Linked DNA regions of Homo sapiens: all the other regions are linked to region 3. A link is a loop called in an ENCODE intact Hi-C map of the cell type or tissue named here. Cell type or tissue: endothelial cell of umbilical vein. All regions are shown on one strand. Each heading gives the region's core, and the rest is flanking DNA. Links, peaks and the distances in the headings are about the cores only.

Region 1 (5,348 bases), core at 988-3,487, 240 kb before region 3:
AGGAAAGAAAAACCCTAAGCCCCAAGGTGACAGTATGAGGAGGTAGGGCCTTTGGAAGATAATTAGATTACAAGGGTGGAGACCTCATGAATGGGATTAATGCCCTTATAAAAGAGAGCTGCCTTCCCCCTTCCACCACATGAGGACACAGTGAGAAGGTGCCATCTGTAAACCACAAAGCAGCCCTCACCAGATACCAAATCTGCCAGGGCCTTGATCTTGGACTTCCCAGCCTCCAGAACTGTAAGCAATAAATTTCTGTATTCTATAAGCCACCCAAATCATAGTTTCCTGTCATAGCAGCTTAAATTGACTAAGACACCTGGATCTTAGCTTCTTTAGAGTGGATTTATTTTGCATTCTGTAGTAGCTAAGCACTAACAGAAGTAAATATTTAAATTACAAAATTGTGCATATCTTTAGGGGAAAAAGTGAGCACTTCTGTGTCCCCGTTTACACTCTGCTCTCCAGATGCTGATGACGCTTCCCAAAGCACAGCAAGAAACACGCCTACTCCATGGCTTTCTGAGTTTCTGTCTGCTCACACTGCTGATGCCAGCACTGCTGTCCCCACTTGCAAGCTGGGACATCCCCTAGATAACTCTCCAAGTGAGCGGATGGTAAACTGACGTTGAGGGGAGACACTGCGGTCCTATTTTGTGCGTGCCTCTGCTGTCACATTTAACACAGGGCTGTGTAGTCATCTATTGAGGTGTCTGTCTCTCTGACTAGACTAAGGCTTGTGGTGAGGACCATCTATTCATGTTGTCCTGTTTGCCAAGCACAGTGGGAGGCAAAGGGATGCCCCACGGGTGCTTAACAGGCATTTGCTGAAACAAAGTGCAGGTGGAAAGTGGCCCTAATAGTGCAGCTGTGGCATCAGTGAAGCTGATCGTTAGTTCCATGAGGGAGTGGACTGACAAGAGGAGCATTTGTCATCCACATGAAAACACCTTTTGAGCATGAAAGTGGGTGTCACTAATACATACAGTAGGACAAAACCAGGATTTTCTGGAGGAAACAGAGGTACGGTCACCTTCTTATGACTGTCAACACAGGATTATTACAAGGTGTCTGTGAGTCACCCTAGGAAGTCCTGTGTCCCTTGCGTTCCATCCAGAGCAAGCTTAGGGAACACTCTTGTGCATTTGGGATCTCTGGAAGCAAAAGTTGCCCTGGGACTAGAGTTGGCTTCCTCCACCTGCATTTCCCCAAGAATCCTAATGGCGACACACTGTGTTTTCAACAGTTGAGCTCCCGCCTCATGTGGAATCTGTGGGTTCCTGCTAAATCACCAGAGTGAGGTGTTGGTGCACCTGGTGTGAGCCATCACAGTGACCCACGCAGGTGCTGAGAGGCAGGGCTTTGCTGCTGCTTGGTTGCTGTGGCCAGTGTTTACTTGACAGCACCACGCTGTGCTTGCAGGGAACACATGTGTGGTACAGCATGCTCTCCCTCTGCCCTGGTCTTCTGCTTCAGAGACAGGACCTTCCCCAGAGCAGGGTTTCCATCCTGCTTCTCTGTCTACATTAGGGGAAAGCTTGCTGTTTTTTATCTCACTCCGGGAACTGCCGAGCCACCGTCGGGGTGGTTTCCCTGATGGCATGGGGATAAGTTCAGGAGACAATAAACCTCTTGGTAGACAGAAGACTTCCTAAAATATGTAGTCTGACAAAAAGGGAGATGAATGACAAAGATATAAATTTGCAATGAAAGAAAACAGTACCCCCAGCACCAAAAAATACTTTCCGTGCTATGTAAGTTATGCATAAACACTACAGCCGATTCACATTTGATAAACTATTAACTTCCCCATTTCTTTGATAGGAAGGCTGTGGAGTGAGATAAAGCAGGATTGCACCATGGAGGACAAACATCTCGGCATCCAGTACACTTCAAAATGTTTCTTTTTTTTTGTTTTCAAGACTGGCTGCTATTTCCTCCATGCCTCTTGTTTATTAGCGTGTTGACTCATCTAGAGCCCAGCGCCTTGTTCCACACCAGAGAGATGGACTTGTGCCTCTGCCAAGTGGAGTCGGCTCGAGAGATAACAGCCAGCCACAACAATGGTCTTCCTCAGTCCCTCGGCCAAAAAGACCTTTGGCACAGTGAGCTGAGAATGACTCATCCCCAGTGCCCTGGAAGGCTCCGAAGTTCTGGGAGCACGGAGTGGTTGTTTGCCAGACAGAGATAACAGGCAGGATGCCGCAGAGAGCCAGACGTGCTCCGAACTCAGGGCCCCACCTGGCAGACGCAGAAAAGGAAAAAGGGATGAAGCAGCCAGTTAGCACATGGTTTCCCGGTTGCCCAGTCCATGCCGTCAACACCATCCAACATTCTGAGGTTTGCCAAAAGGATCTCGTTTACTCCTGGGTCACGTAAAGAGTACTTAACTTTTCCCCCCACTCCTTGCCGTCGTCTTAAGAGTACTTAACTTTTTTAAAAAGACTAATGCAATCAACTCATCTTGAAGAGTTTGCTCACTTTCCATTGCCCTTGGAAAAAAAAAATGCATGATTATCTGACAGGATGAGGGTTTGATTGTCACATAAGTCATTCTCTCGATGGTTGACACATCCTTGACTCTCAAAGGATGGCGTTGATAACCTAGAGAGGCAACTGAGAATAGCCTAGGACTGGACCTGCTTGTTCTGAGCTGCCTAAAGAGCCTCTGAAACTAGTGTTAACTGTTCCACTCACTAACCTTGCCTTTATGAGGTAGGAGGTGGGACTCAACTCTGGAGACGGGGCTCAGACACTGGACCAAATTAAGGACTAGCTACAACAGGACCAGGGTGGAAGCAGCTTTCCATAAGGCGTGCCCACCAGTGTGCCATGTCAGTTTACCATTGCCATGTCAACACCCGGGCGTTATCGCTCCTTTCCATGGCAATGATCCGATGACCCAAAAGTTACTAACCCTTTCCTAGAAATTTCTGCATAAACCATCCCTTAGTCTGTATATAATTAAAAGTGGGTATAAATACGACTGCAAAGCTGCCCTGAGCTGCTCCTCTCTGCTTATGGGGTTGCCCAGATCTGCAGGAGCAGTCATGGAGGTATAACACTGCTGCTTCAGTTAAGCTGTTTTTGTCTACCTCCAGCATGCCCTTGAATTCTTTCCTGGGCAAAGCCAAGAACCCTCGTGGGCTAAGTCCCACTTTGGGGCTCACCTGCCCTGCACCATTTAGATGTAGAGATGGCTACACTGCTTTGCAGGCTTCTTTAGCCCAAGTCATTAGATGCACAGGTAGCCATCACCTTTGAAAGATTCTGTTGTAAACTTGTGATAAAAATGCCTTTCATGGTCTCATAGACATTTTTTATAATAACTAAAATAGTGATTGTTTTCATTACAAGCTCAGTATTGTACTATAAATCACTTAACTGCTGAAGTACAATGTAAGTCCTGAATGGCAATGTCAGTGTTATTAACCATTATTAACTCAAGGACAGTGGGGAGTAAGGAAGATGAGTTCTGTTTCATCATTTTCCAAAGTCACAGAGCTTGTTCTTCAACAGTGACTCAAAGCAAATGCCATAGCCTGCTTTGTTATAAGAATTTTGATACATAGTTAATATTTACATAATGACTTACAATTCAACATGAAAGCTCCCATGTCAGTACTAAGTAACTTAATTACACCATTTATAAATACAGTACTGTCGGCCCTCCCTACCCTTAGGCTTCCCACCTGCAGATTCAACCAACTGTGGATCAAAAATATTCAGAAAAGGCCAGGCGCAGTGGCTCATGCCTGTAATCCCAGCACTTTGGGAGGCCGAGGTGAGCGAATCACGAGGTCAGGAGTTCAAGACCAACCTGGCCTACACGGTGAAACCTTGTCTCTACTAAAAATACAAAAATTAGCCTGGCATGGTGATGCGTGCCTGTAATCCCAGCTACTTGGGAGGCTGAGGCAGGAGAATTTCTTGAACCTGGGAGGTGGAGGTTGCAGTAAGCTGAGATTGCGCCATTGCATTCCAGCCTGGGCGACAGAGCAAGACTCTGTCTGGAGAAGAAAAAAAATTTCAGAAAAAAACAATTAAAAATAACAATACAACAACAAATAATAACACATATAAGAATCAATGCAGCATAACAACTATTTGCGTAGCATTTAGATTGTATTAAGTATTAAAAGTAATCTAGAGATTTTTAATGGATATCAGGAGGATGTGCATAGATTTTATGCAAATATGGTGCCATTTTCTCTAAGGGATTTGAACATCCACAGATTTTGGTATCCACTGGAGGTCCTGGAACCAATCCCCCACCGACACCAAGGGACGGCTATATATTTTTTCCCTTGACCTAACACCTACTCACTTTTGGACAGCATTATAAAATAATCAGCATCATCTCCAGAAGTATTTATCAGGCATCTATCATGGTATTGTATTAATTAGGTCATCTACTGAAAGGCAGAATGTTCTTCACTTCAGATTTTACAACACCCTTTTTTCATAATACGTGGATAGGTTTGTTTTTAAATGTTGGTGACTTAAACCTCCTGAAGAGAGGGACCTCATCAGAGTGGAAGTCTTACTTCGATCAAAGCCCGATCATACAACCTATTTTCAGCATGTTTCTAGCAAGTTAAGGCGAAGCTTAGCTAGATTGCTTAGGCTTGGGTAAGGACCGCACACTTTGCTTGTAGCGTTCTTAGTCTCTTGGTCTAAGCAAGGCTGTGATTCACCATCTGAACTCAATAGCGCCGTTTCTTGCACTGGGTGGTTTGCTAAATTCACATAGATAACCCAAAGAAAGTTCAAGATCAGAAAGAGAGAAGATTGACTTACTTGTTATGAGGGAATTTTCATTCACAGAGCCATAAAAATATAATCATGAATTTTGTGGATACTGCGTCCTTTGGGCCAGCCATCTAGGGTACAGATGGGACGTGATGCCATTGTCTAGAAGCCCTAGGGTTGCAGGTGGCTGCTGGCAAAGCGACCCACCATCCATCCCTTGCTGCATCGGGATCAGGGGCCGTTCCATGAGCTGCTGCCCTGAGAGGCCTCGGTGTTTCTGTTCTTTGCCACCCGCTTCTGTATGTGAATCACTCTGAGTATTTACATCCTTTGACATTATTCCTGTTTCCCCGTATTTTCATGTCCATTAAGCTGATACTGTATAGGCTTGATGACGGTGTCTTTTTCTCAGTGATTTTCTCCACACAGTAAAATGGTGCCCAATGGGAGAATAAAGTCTCCTTGCTCCATAGAAGGCCTGCACTTTACATGTATATATGAGAAAAAGCTGGTTTCTGTTAGTCTATAATGTATTAAGATGTGGTTAGTGAAAAACTGCCTTCCAAAATTCAGTTAATATAGAAAATTAAGTA
Region 2 (5,348 bases), core at 988-3,487, 270 kb before region 3:
GGCTCCCACTTGGAGATCCCAGGTCCCAGTGGTATCTGCAATCATGAGAGCATAACAAAATCCCTCTTCTCTTCTGTATCTGGGGTGTGTGTGTGTATGTGTGTGTGTCTTATATGGATGTTGGGTTTACTGTGTTAAAATCTTATGTAGGCCACAGAATAAGACTAATTAAGGCCACAGAATAAGACTATACTTAAGTCCTGAAATGAATAGACCTTACTAATGTTAATCACCTGAGAAAGTGGTGCGTTCTTAAAGAGGACTAGGTGGGTGTGAGAACCTACCTCTCTCACCCTCTCTCTCCCCCTACCCCTTTTCTTTCTTCTCTCTCTCCCTCCACAGTGGGCAGGGGTTACAGATAACCTCTGCCTCACAGAAGTGGACTACAGGTCACGCAGTCATCTTTGTAGGAGCACCTGAACCAGAGATGAGTGAGTTATGTTTTGTAAACCAGATTCTCTATATTGTATTGTGTGGCCATTTCCATGTTGTAACCCCCAAATTCTCCATGAAACTTCGTTTAAATGTTCCAACATGATCTCAGCTATGTAGAGGAAGTTAAGCAAGGCACTGTCCCTCAACACCAAAAGTATTGGATAGTGGTGGTGGCAGGGAGAAATCTCAAAGAAGGTAGATGTTGTCCCGTGAGGTCTAGTTACTACTCTCCATGTGGACGTTTCCCCCTCCATTGCCCACCTAGGAGCATCTAGACTAAATTTTCATGAAGAAAAAAGCAAGTTCCCTCTGCAAGTTCCTAACACTTACAGTGTTAGGGATAGCAAAATTGCAGGCTATAGCAACTGAAAAGTAACCTGGAACACTCATTGCTGAGGCTGACTGACTGGCTGAACCAAGTGTAGACAACGATGTGTAACCTATCCTGCTTCTTGCAAAACAAAACATGGATTAAATGTGTGCAGAACAGAAATGCATGTTTTGAACATTAATTATCAAACTAATTTTATTTTTTTCAGAAGATGAAGAAAATTTAGATTATGCAAAATCATTAATTCAGCATATTATAAATGCGTTATAAACTGCCACCTAACCCCAAGAAGCCTTCCCTATGCTCCCCATTTTCCCTTTAGCTACTGCTCCATTTATCTGCTCACGTTTATAGCAAAATGCCTGGAAGGAGCTGCCAGTATTTGCTGCTGTGTCCACTTACCGCATTCTGTATTCTCCCTTGAACCCTTTCCAGCTTGGCTTTCAGTACCACTCCTCCCCTGAAACCACCAGCCACCTCCATTGGGCCAAATCCAATGGTCCTGAGTTTTCACCTTATTTTTCAACGGCAGTAGGTACAATCGATTACTCTCTCCTTCTAGAAACACTTTCTTCACTTGGCTTTTTGATGACCAGCTATTCCTGGTTTGCTTTCTGCCTCTCTGGGTGTTCCTCCTCTTTCCAACCTCTAATTATTGATATGCCTCAAGGCCAGACCTCCAGCTATCTCTTCCCTGCAGATACTTCCCTGCAGCCAGTCTTAGGATGATTAACTATCAACTCCCCAATTTGTATCTCCAGCCCTGTTTTTTTCCTCACATATTTGACCACCTGATTAACATCTGCACTGAGATGCCTAATAGGCATCTCAAACCTCAATATCTGTGCCTCAGTTTCCCCACCTGTAAAATACGGGTGGTAAAAAGACCAATACTTAACCTCGTAAGTTTGTTTTGAGGATTAAATGAGTTAATATATGTAAAATAGAACCTCACATGTGCTATATTTAATGTTTCCTTTATAACAATGATTATCATTATCATCAATTCTAGATGTCCATTTGGGAATTTGCTCTGTGTAATCCATCCATTAAAAGGTCAACAGGTCATGATCATAAGAAATTTAAGCTTCTTAGAATGAAGTCCATAACAGTTCCCCTTGGACCACTTAGTTGGATTAGACTTTTTTCTGTGGTCTTAAAATACATATTAAACCAAAGAAATACTAGTTTAGTAAATCCTTAGATGGCACACCCATACAGCTGGTACCACAAATGATGTCACATTTCAGGAAGATCAGCTAATATATTCCATGGAATCAAAGGTATTTTTCAGGATGAAATGTGTTTTACTTCTAGTTCCCATGCTGGTCTTTGACTCAGACCCAAATCAGAGAAAAATTTAGCCTTTCAAATAGGTCTCTGCTGAACCCATTTTGATAGCACTTAATTTGTCGAAGTTATTTATTACCACATTTAGTAATTTTGGTAAAAATTTCTCACTTCTTAAAACAAATTTTGCTTACACCCTTTCAAAAGAATGTTATTGGTATGTGGGTAGGTTGTCTGGGGCCAGCCTCTTATCTAGAGACCAGATTTTAAAAGTCTGAGTTGAGTGAAGTGACTTAGACTGCATGCCTTTTGTTTTGTTTTGTTTTCATATGCATGTATGGGTCTTGCTAAAACACATTGCTCCCCTCATCTAGGAACAATGCCGCACACATCATTTCCTGAAATAATGGAGTTGGAAGGCAATTATCTACTCACAAAACAGGCTGAAACAACAGTTCCTGATATTCTTCTCAAATACTTTAACTTCCCAAGGAATCCGGAAAAAATAATTCCATGAGACAGTGTTGTGAATGAAGGTATGACATTCCAGTTTCCTTCACTGCAGTCCAGGGACCAGAGGTAATAAATTACCAAGCACTCGGCGCTATTGACAGGGGCTCTGGCCATGGTGAGCTGTTTGTCTTTGTACTGCCTTACAGCCTCTTGGGAGATGATGGCCCTGGGTTCCTTTTTGTACACTTTTGGGAAGCATCCCAGAGATTACTTGCAGTTTATTGAACTATTCTTATTTTACAACATTGTTTTCCTTTTACTCCTAAAGAGAATTTGGGACTTCTGTTTCAGACTTTCCAGATAAGAAATGCAAACTTTTAGAAAGAATGAATATTGGCCAGGTGCGGTGGCTCACGCCTATAATCCCAGCACTTTGGGAGGCCGAGGCAGGCAGATCACGAGGTCAGGAGATTGAGACCATCCTGGCTAACATGGTGAAACCCCGTCTCTACTAAAAATACAAAAAATTAGCCAGGCGTGGTGGTACATGCCTGTAGCCCCAGTTACTTGGGAGGCTGAGGCAGGAGAATTGCTTGAACCTGGGAGGCGGAGGTTGCAGTGAGCCCAGATCGTGCCATTGCACTCCAGCCTGGCAACAGAGCAAGACTCCGTCTCAAAAAAAAAAAAGAAGAATGAATATCTATTTCAGCAAAACATGTTTTGGGGTAGTGTGAGAGTTTTTTGGGCCCCTTGAATGTGGATTGGTAGATACTCCTATGAAGAGGCATCTTTATAATCCTTAGCAATCTAAACATCACCAAGGTAGCCTGATGGTACCCATGGCAAAGAATAACAATTAGGAAGATTGCTAATGTTTAGACATTGCTTTCTGGAATTCTCATTTGAAAGGAAGTCGGTACTGTATTTAATCAGGGATGAGAAAAAAATTGAGAATAGTCATCTGGCTGTTGAGCCTGTACAAGGCCAACTAGAAAGCTGTTTGGAAACTAGGTTGTGTTTTACATTTCATCTGAATGTTTGCATTTGCCTCTGTGTTGACATATCCTCCCCCATGAGTGAAAGGTGTAATAAATTGGATATAAGAGTCACAGGGAGGAACACTGAGCAGATTGAAGAGGGACTTGAGACACTGCAGCATTACTTAGGGGGTTTCATCGGCTGCCTCTGGGCATTTTTCCCGGAAAGATAGACCATTCTCTGTCTGGCTTTCTGGGTCTTCGTAAATCCTCTTCCCTGTGTGGAAGCTTAGGTATCGATGTCGTGTCTCTTCATTCCGCCTCAAAATCAACTTGTTTGACATTTGCTCTAGTGAAATGTATAACTTTTACAAGTATAGTGTGAAACTGGCATTTAAAACTACTTATTTCAGGCAGCCGGATATGGTGGCTCTAGCCTCAGGAGGCCAAGGCAGGATTACTTGAGCCCAAGAGTTTGAGACCAGCCTGAGCAACATAGTGAGACCCCATCTCCACAAAACAATTAAAAAATAAAAATGCTTATTTCTGATTGTATCAGAAATTTACCAATTCCTCATAAATTATGGAAATCGCTAAATTGAGGTTTTCTTTCTTTAAGGCATCTTTCCATTTGGCCTGGCCACTGCCTGGCCGAACGATGTGGTTGGCCACACATCCATGTTAGAAAATCCATTACCTTTCTCATTGTTCCTTGATTCCCACTGGCTCTTTTCAAGCCAGGAGACTCAAATTGAGAAGCTATAGGTGGAATGAGTCAATTTGTTTTATTAAAAAGGTAATGGGTCAAATTACCTCTTGAAGAAGAGTCAGTGACAAAAGCTAAAAGCAGAAGTAGGGTTTGTGCCACCATGCCCCAAGGGACAGCGAGTGGGGCTGTGCAGCCTGCGGTGTGGGGAAAGCAGTCCTGGGTGGAGGAGGGCCAGGCATAGGCCTTGGCACATCGTTCATTCCGTGGAATATTTTGGAGCCAGATTTCAGTGGTCTAGGCCTAGTTAAGAACTTGAGAATGAACAGTGTCTGGAGTCTTAAATCAGTTGTCTTCATTGTTTGGCTTTAGTTTATAGCAGTGGAATCATTTTTGGCTTTCTTATCTTGGCTCACTCCCAGGATTGGCTTAACACACTAGTTACCCAATTCTATAAATTCCAGTTACCTTACTAGTCTTCATAGCTACCTCAGAGGGAAATCGCCAGCCATGAATACTCAACTCGATGAAGCTGTCTGTGACGCACTTAAGCCCTAATGGGCTGCTGTTTATATTTAAGGATAAGTGTTATTAATGTTTTCTGGAATGGTCATTATTTTCTTGGTAATATTGAAATTTGGCAAGATATAGTATAGCTTGGTAAGCAAATACCAATTGTCTGTTAGTCTTCAATGACTAGGCATAGCACAGACTTACACAGGTAGGAAAGTTAAATTCAAGTCTGTGAATTTTTAATTCATTGTTACTTATACTGGACAAGTGATAGATTATGAATTTATATTTGCCATATACTTTTTTATAAGCATTGTTAAATATAGAATGAAATTTTTCTAAAGCAACATCTGTCTTAGACTGCATGCAGGGACTGTATCACTAGGCCAGTCAACATGTATCCAGTACTTGGCTAATTACAGGGAGTGTAAATGAGGTATATAATATGTGATTACTGCCCTGTAAAAAAACTTTTGTTGAGGAAGCAAAGGCTAAGTTAAATGAAATAGTTGGGAAACAGTTTAAAACTACATTTTAGAACGCTTGGATTTTACAGGAGGAAGAAATCACTGTAGGCTGAAATAGGTCATTGCGTCTTCCAAAGAGGCTTCATGGAAGAGGCAGGATGTAAAAGATGAATGGA
Region 3 (5,348 bases), core at 1,856-4,355:
GTAAAGAGAAAATGGTGGTGAAAACATCTAACAAATTTAACTGCGAACAAACAGATTAGATGATATGCGAGAACTTTTCAAGCTCTAAATTCTATGATCTATGGCGAACATACATTCACCAGTTATCCCAAACTCATTTAACCAATAAACCCCAAATGGGTTTTCTGTTGCTGGGGCATACGTGTCCCCAGAAAAACCATGTTAGGGATGGTAGCTGTGTTCCCAGCCTGGCTTCAGACCCTTAACTTTATGCATAGGGTGCTGAAATACTACATATTCACATTGGAAAAAAAGTATAGACAACAAAATCTTCAAAACACTAGTGACTGAACACAAAATCTGATAAATTTCAGTGACCCACAATGTGTTACTGATTTCTAATGCTTGTAGTAAAAGGTGAACAGGGGGAATGCAGGTTCTGAGAATTTCTGGTACTCTCGAAACTTCAGAGGTTAATGGCACTGAAAAATTAGAGTTAACTCTAATTTTCACCGAAGTGGTGATGGCTTTCCTTCCCCTTCATACAACTATCACCACTTTCATATATTCCAGGAGAGACTAGTGCCGTTTTCCGACTCACACGTTTCCAGTGGGTAAAAGCTGGATCAGAGATGGGAGTGAGGGTGTTGAAGAGAAGGTAAGGGTATGATCAGAAAAGAAAGTGTATTTGAATAAAGTTAACTCCGCTGTCGTGATGAAAACAGGGAAATAAGAACAACATAATGCACTGGTTCCTTGCGGGGAACACAAGAGAAGATGCCAGCTATGCCCTATATCTGCCCCCCAGGTGACACCCTGCGGCTGGAGCAGCCCAGCTGCTGGGCACATGGCTGGGTTATGCTGTGGCCTAGGGAGGGGGGGACAGGATGGTTAATGTGTAACAGCTGTTTACGTGAATGGGGCCTTGGTAAATTGTCTATTCCTATCTTAGGGAGTTTCTGCGGTGATTTCTACTCCTTTTACTCATATATTTATGAAAACTAGTGAAAAACAAAATTGTCTAATTAAAATATTGTCTACTTTTCTTCCCACTACTGGAAGCACCAAAGATGGCAAAATGACTAAAATTCTGAACAGAAGAGGAAGAAAAATAGAATAAAGATCGAAGTAGAAAAATTAAAACTGTAACGACGTTGTGCTAAGTTAAACAATAGTCATTCCTGGCCGGACGCAGTGGCGTGAGCCTGTAATCCCAGCACTTTGGGTGGCCAAGGCAGGCAGATCACTTGATGTCAGGAGTTTGAGACTAGCCTGGCCAACATGGTGAAACCCCAGCTCCACTAAAAATACAAAAAAAAAATATTAGCCAGGTGTGGTGGCGGAGACCTGTAATCCCAGCTACTCTGGAGGCTGACACAGGAGAATTGATTGAACCCAGGAGACGGAGAGGTTGCAGTGAGCCGAGATCTCGCCACTGCACTCCAGCCTGGGTGACAGAAAAAGATACTGTCTTAAAAAAAAAAAAAAATCATTCCCTAGAATAGTTCATTTTTGATATAAGATGGGAAGCAGAAAGTGAAGGATTGGTTTGTGAAAAAGTTACAGAAAGCTGCTTCATGATGCAAGACATTGTACCCTCTTCATTTTCCTTGTCTAACTCACCTTCGTAAATAGGAGTGAGGCAAAGACAGCAGAGCTGCTATCTTTTAGTTTGCTACGTTTGATATACTACGTTTGATATACTACATTTGATAGCCAGTATTTAGCCAGTATTCATAGTCAAGTAAAATATCAATTTGAAATCCAACATATAAAGTAGTTACTCTCTGAAGACACAGAGAGGCAACAAATTATATGCTAAAGCAAGCACTGAGCATTGTTTTTGTATTTAAACAGATTCTTATCCCAGGGAAGCCCTCCTCCAAGCTGATCAGAGGTAAGCTCTCAAATAGAGGAACTAACCATGATTCAGCACATTTAAAAAGGATTTATACCCATTCTTAGAAGGACACCCAGAGGAAACACCATCTGAGGTCTGAACAATAGTATCTGCTTGCCCTTTGATCTTAGTTTAAGAACACTTTGTACAACTTTTTTTTGTTGAAATGCCACTGAATTTCAAATTTACTCTTTGTAATCTCTTTAGAAGAACATCTACTGCTTCTTTGAATCACACTCTTGCAACCAAATTCTCCAAACTGTTTTTGCTGTGAGTAGCTTGCAGGCATGGATTTATTTTCTGCTAACAAAAATCTTCTTAAGTACAGGTAGCTTAAATGAAAAACAGTACTACTGATGCTATGTTTAGGAGAAAGAGATAGCGCATTATATCTAGTTACAAATACAAGTAGGGAGTATTCCATTTTTCTTCTTATTTATGTTTCCCAAGAGTAATTTTGTTCAGAAAATTGCCAGTATTTTTAGCACAAGTTTCTTGCTGCTTGTACTAATATATACTGATTCCCTTTTCTGAACACAATTTGAGTTTTTTAAATTGCCATTTAATCCTAGCATTTGGAGATAAATACCTCGTGAATTCAAATAAACAAGTGAAATCTGAAATGCAGATATTTAATTAAATGTTTTTACTACTCTCAAATGTAATGCATATTACAAATTAATATACATATGGGTGACTAATAAAAAAGGTGTATTAATAAAGCACGATGATTTACCTCAAATACTGTGAACCTCCCTGTCCTAAATGTCTTCACTGTAAACATTTTACTCAATAAAAATCAGGTATACCCTTTCTAAATAATCAAATCTTCCAAATCAGTGAAATATGAATTTGAAGCATGGGCTATGTCTATATGTTCACTAATTCAGCCTTTTCAAAGCATCTTCCATGTGGTCAGCATTATGTTAGGCACTTGGGCTACTGTGGTGGGTTAGCGTGGTTTCCGCCTTTGGAGGCTGACATCCTACAGGGGAGACAAACAAATGAGTAAGCAAATTTAACAAGAAAAAAGAAAAACTTGTGATAAGTACAAGGAAGGAAATAAGCAGAGTGCTGTCATGGTACAGAAGTGGGTGGGATGGAGGCATGACCAGTTTATATAGAGTGGCAGAGAAGGTCTCTCTTAGGTGAATTTTAAGCTAAGACCTGAAGGATACCTCTCCAAGGTCACCAAATTGGCAGGGATGCTGACTAGGCTGCCAAGACATTTTTAGCATTAGAAAACAAATAGAAAATGGCATCTGTGGCCCTGAGTGAATGCAAGTTCACGAGCTCGCTCACCCAGGCACTCTGCACACCAGCAGCCCAGGCAGCAGACGGTTAGCATTTAGAAGGTGACACATCCCAGCCTATTCACCCAGAAAGAGTTTGAAACAGTCAACATAAACAACAATGAGCTGGTTGGATGACCAGCACTTGCGCTATGAGAGAGAAATTTATCCTGTTGATTCACACTTCCTGATAGTCCGGCTGGCTTACAAGGCTCGGGGTGTTTCAAATGTATTTCATGAGTAAATTATTCCCCCAGTCCCAGGGAAGTCGGATGTTTACAACTATGTAATACTTTCCCTTGTACTTCCAGTGTGTAATTTACTTAACCTAGTAGGTATAAGCGTACTTTAAAACGCAGCGCTGTCATGTTTATCTTTCTGTAGATTCTTTAATAGATGAGTCAGGTAATGTGGCAGTTAACATGGCATTGACAGCAATTAGGAAATCTGTAATTCTCTAGTATCCCTATATAGAGAATCCAACATTGGTACGCAATAACTTTGTTCAAATGAACTGTCCTTCCTATGTTCAGAGTCATGGCAATCAGATTTTACCCCATTCTAGCCTCTGATGATGAAATACCCCTTTCCTATTGCTACATGGATTAAGATGAAATAGAATTGCTTCATTGGCAGGTGGCATGGCTTGCTGCTTGGATTCTACTTACCCGCAAAAGGTTTTCTCTTCACACTATCAGTATAGAGTCCAGAAGTGGACCTACAGTAGCTATAACTTGTACAAGGAGCCCAGTGATAGGAATATGAGGGGCTTGGGATAGAATTCCCATCCTAGAATTCTCTTTCAGTTCTGTGTCAGCCTGTCTTGGGGCCTGGAATTGCACTACTGGGTGAGTTCTCTTAAAAATTTTTAGGGGATTTTTTTAGATCTTTCAAAATCCTTTACGAAAAATGTCAATATCCCTAGGGAGATACTATGTTAAACCATCACCCTAGCAAGGATTAGCTGACAGCCAGCTTTAAGCAGTGTGACTCAGAGGCAGTGTGTCCCTGTAGCCCACGAAAAGTCAGAGAAGCAAGGAATAAGGGGAATTTGGAGGGTCACTAAATACAGTAAATATGACTATACTTTACAAATTCGCCTTAGGCCCAGCTCTTGAAATTTCAAATACCATCTAAGGCAGTGGTTTCCAAACACTGACATCACCTGAGATCTTGACAAAACAATGACACTGCTGGGCATGGTGGCACACTTCTATCTTCCCAGCAACTCAGGAGGCTGAGGCAGGGGGATTGCTTGAGGCCAGGAGTTTTGAGTCCAGCCTGGGCAACGTTGGGAGATCCTCTTTATTTTTGAACAAAAAAATACTGCTACCTGGTTTCCACCTCCACACATTCTGATTTGATATGGAGTGCCACCTGGGCATCTGGGTTTTTTTAAGGCGTTCCCCCCTACCTCCCACGTAACACCCACGTGATTCTAATGTGTAGCAATGTTTGAAAGCTTTGCTCTTCATCTCTTACTGGGACAATGTATCCATTTCCTTCAGACATTGGGATCTCCTGTGCCAGTGTTTCCTGACCACGGTAGCATATTAGAAAAACCTAAGGTACTTAAAAAAAATGATGCCTGTGCCCCACCCTCAAAAGATTCTGACCTAACTGATCTGGGCCCACGAAGCGGCCCTAATAACCCTAGAACTCTAAGTCCCCCGGGTGATACTACAGGGCAGCTAATGCTGAGAACCTCGGTTCAAGCCCAGGAATTGTTTTCCCAGGGACTGTAACACGATTCTCTGTGAAGTAGCCAGGAGCGCCAGTCTTCCTCCCCTTTGTCCAGGTTAGGACTACCCCCAAGAGGCAATAAAACATTTCCCCAGAGCTGCCAGGAAACCTGGAGGCGGGGTGGGGGCGGGGGGTGAGGGTGGAAGGAGAGGAGAGGAAGAGAGCAAGGGGAGGAATTTACTAAGTCAGAAGCAGCAGAAAAGTTAGAATAAGGAACAGCGCTGGTCCTCTGCCACCCTGGCCCCCACCCACTACAAATTTTATTGACTGGCATGAGAATTTCCTTAGAATGCTTCCTGGAGGTGGCTCAACCTTGGATTTGGTTCCAATAAATTGTGAAAATTCTTGTCCAATCAGAACCCCGGGCAGTGCAAGCAGCCAGATTGGCAGGCCCTGAGCCTGGACTCCTGTGAGATTCTGTTTCACGAATTTCC

What was found. A loop is a pair of places that touch in the nucleus more often than their neighbours do. Peaks named below come from ENCODE experiments on the same cell type or tissue, not always from the same donor. Only the 100,000 strongest peaks of a DNase experiment are listed, where the experiment ranks them.
Region 1: it touches region 3 in a loop (10-fold over the local background); 3 of 110 quality-filtered maps call a loop at or near these places.
Region 2: a loop joins it to region 3, with 4 times the contacts of the local background. A loop is called at or near these places in 90 of 110 quality-filtered maps.

Annotation. Positions count from the first base shown.
Region 1 is chr6:7,972,001-7,977,348 of GRCh38, reverse strand. All of the region lies in intron 4 of BLOC1S5-TXNDC5 (BLOC1S5-TXNDC5 readthrough (NMD candidate)), which reads left to right. Among named protein-coding and RNA genes, the nearest start is that of TXNDC5, 64 kb to the right of the region's middle. RefSeq lists a silencer at 1,303-1,432. In endothelial cell of umbilical vein, for the core only: no CTCF peak of the experiment used is centred there; a DNase peak (open chromatin) is centred at 2,058; H3K27ac peaks cover 2,500 bases.
Region 2 is chr6:7,997,566-8,002,913 of GRCh38, reverse strand. The region is part of intron 4 of BLOC1S5-TXNDC5 (BLOC1S5-TXNDC5 readthrough (NMD candidate)); the gene reads left to right. Among named protein-coding and RNA genes, the nearest start is that of BLOC1S5, 64 kb to the left of the region's middle. In endothelial cell of umbilical vein, for the core only: no CTCF peak of the experiment used is centred there; DNase peaks (open chromatin) are centred at 1,313 and 2,503; H3K27ac peaks cover 2,436 bases.
Region 3 is chr6:7,729,020-7,734,367 of GRCh38, reverse strand. The region is part of intron 1 of BMP6 (bone morphogenetic protein 6); the gene reads right to left. Among named protein-coding and RNA genes, the nearest start is that of BMP6, 5.6 kb to the right of the region's middle. In endothelial cell of umbilical vein, for the core only: no CTCF peak of the experiment used is centred there; DNase peaks (open chromatin) are centred at 1,957, 2,877 and 3,337; H3K4me3 peaks cover 1,726 bases; H3K27ac peaks cover 2,500 bases.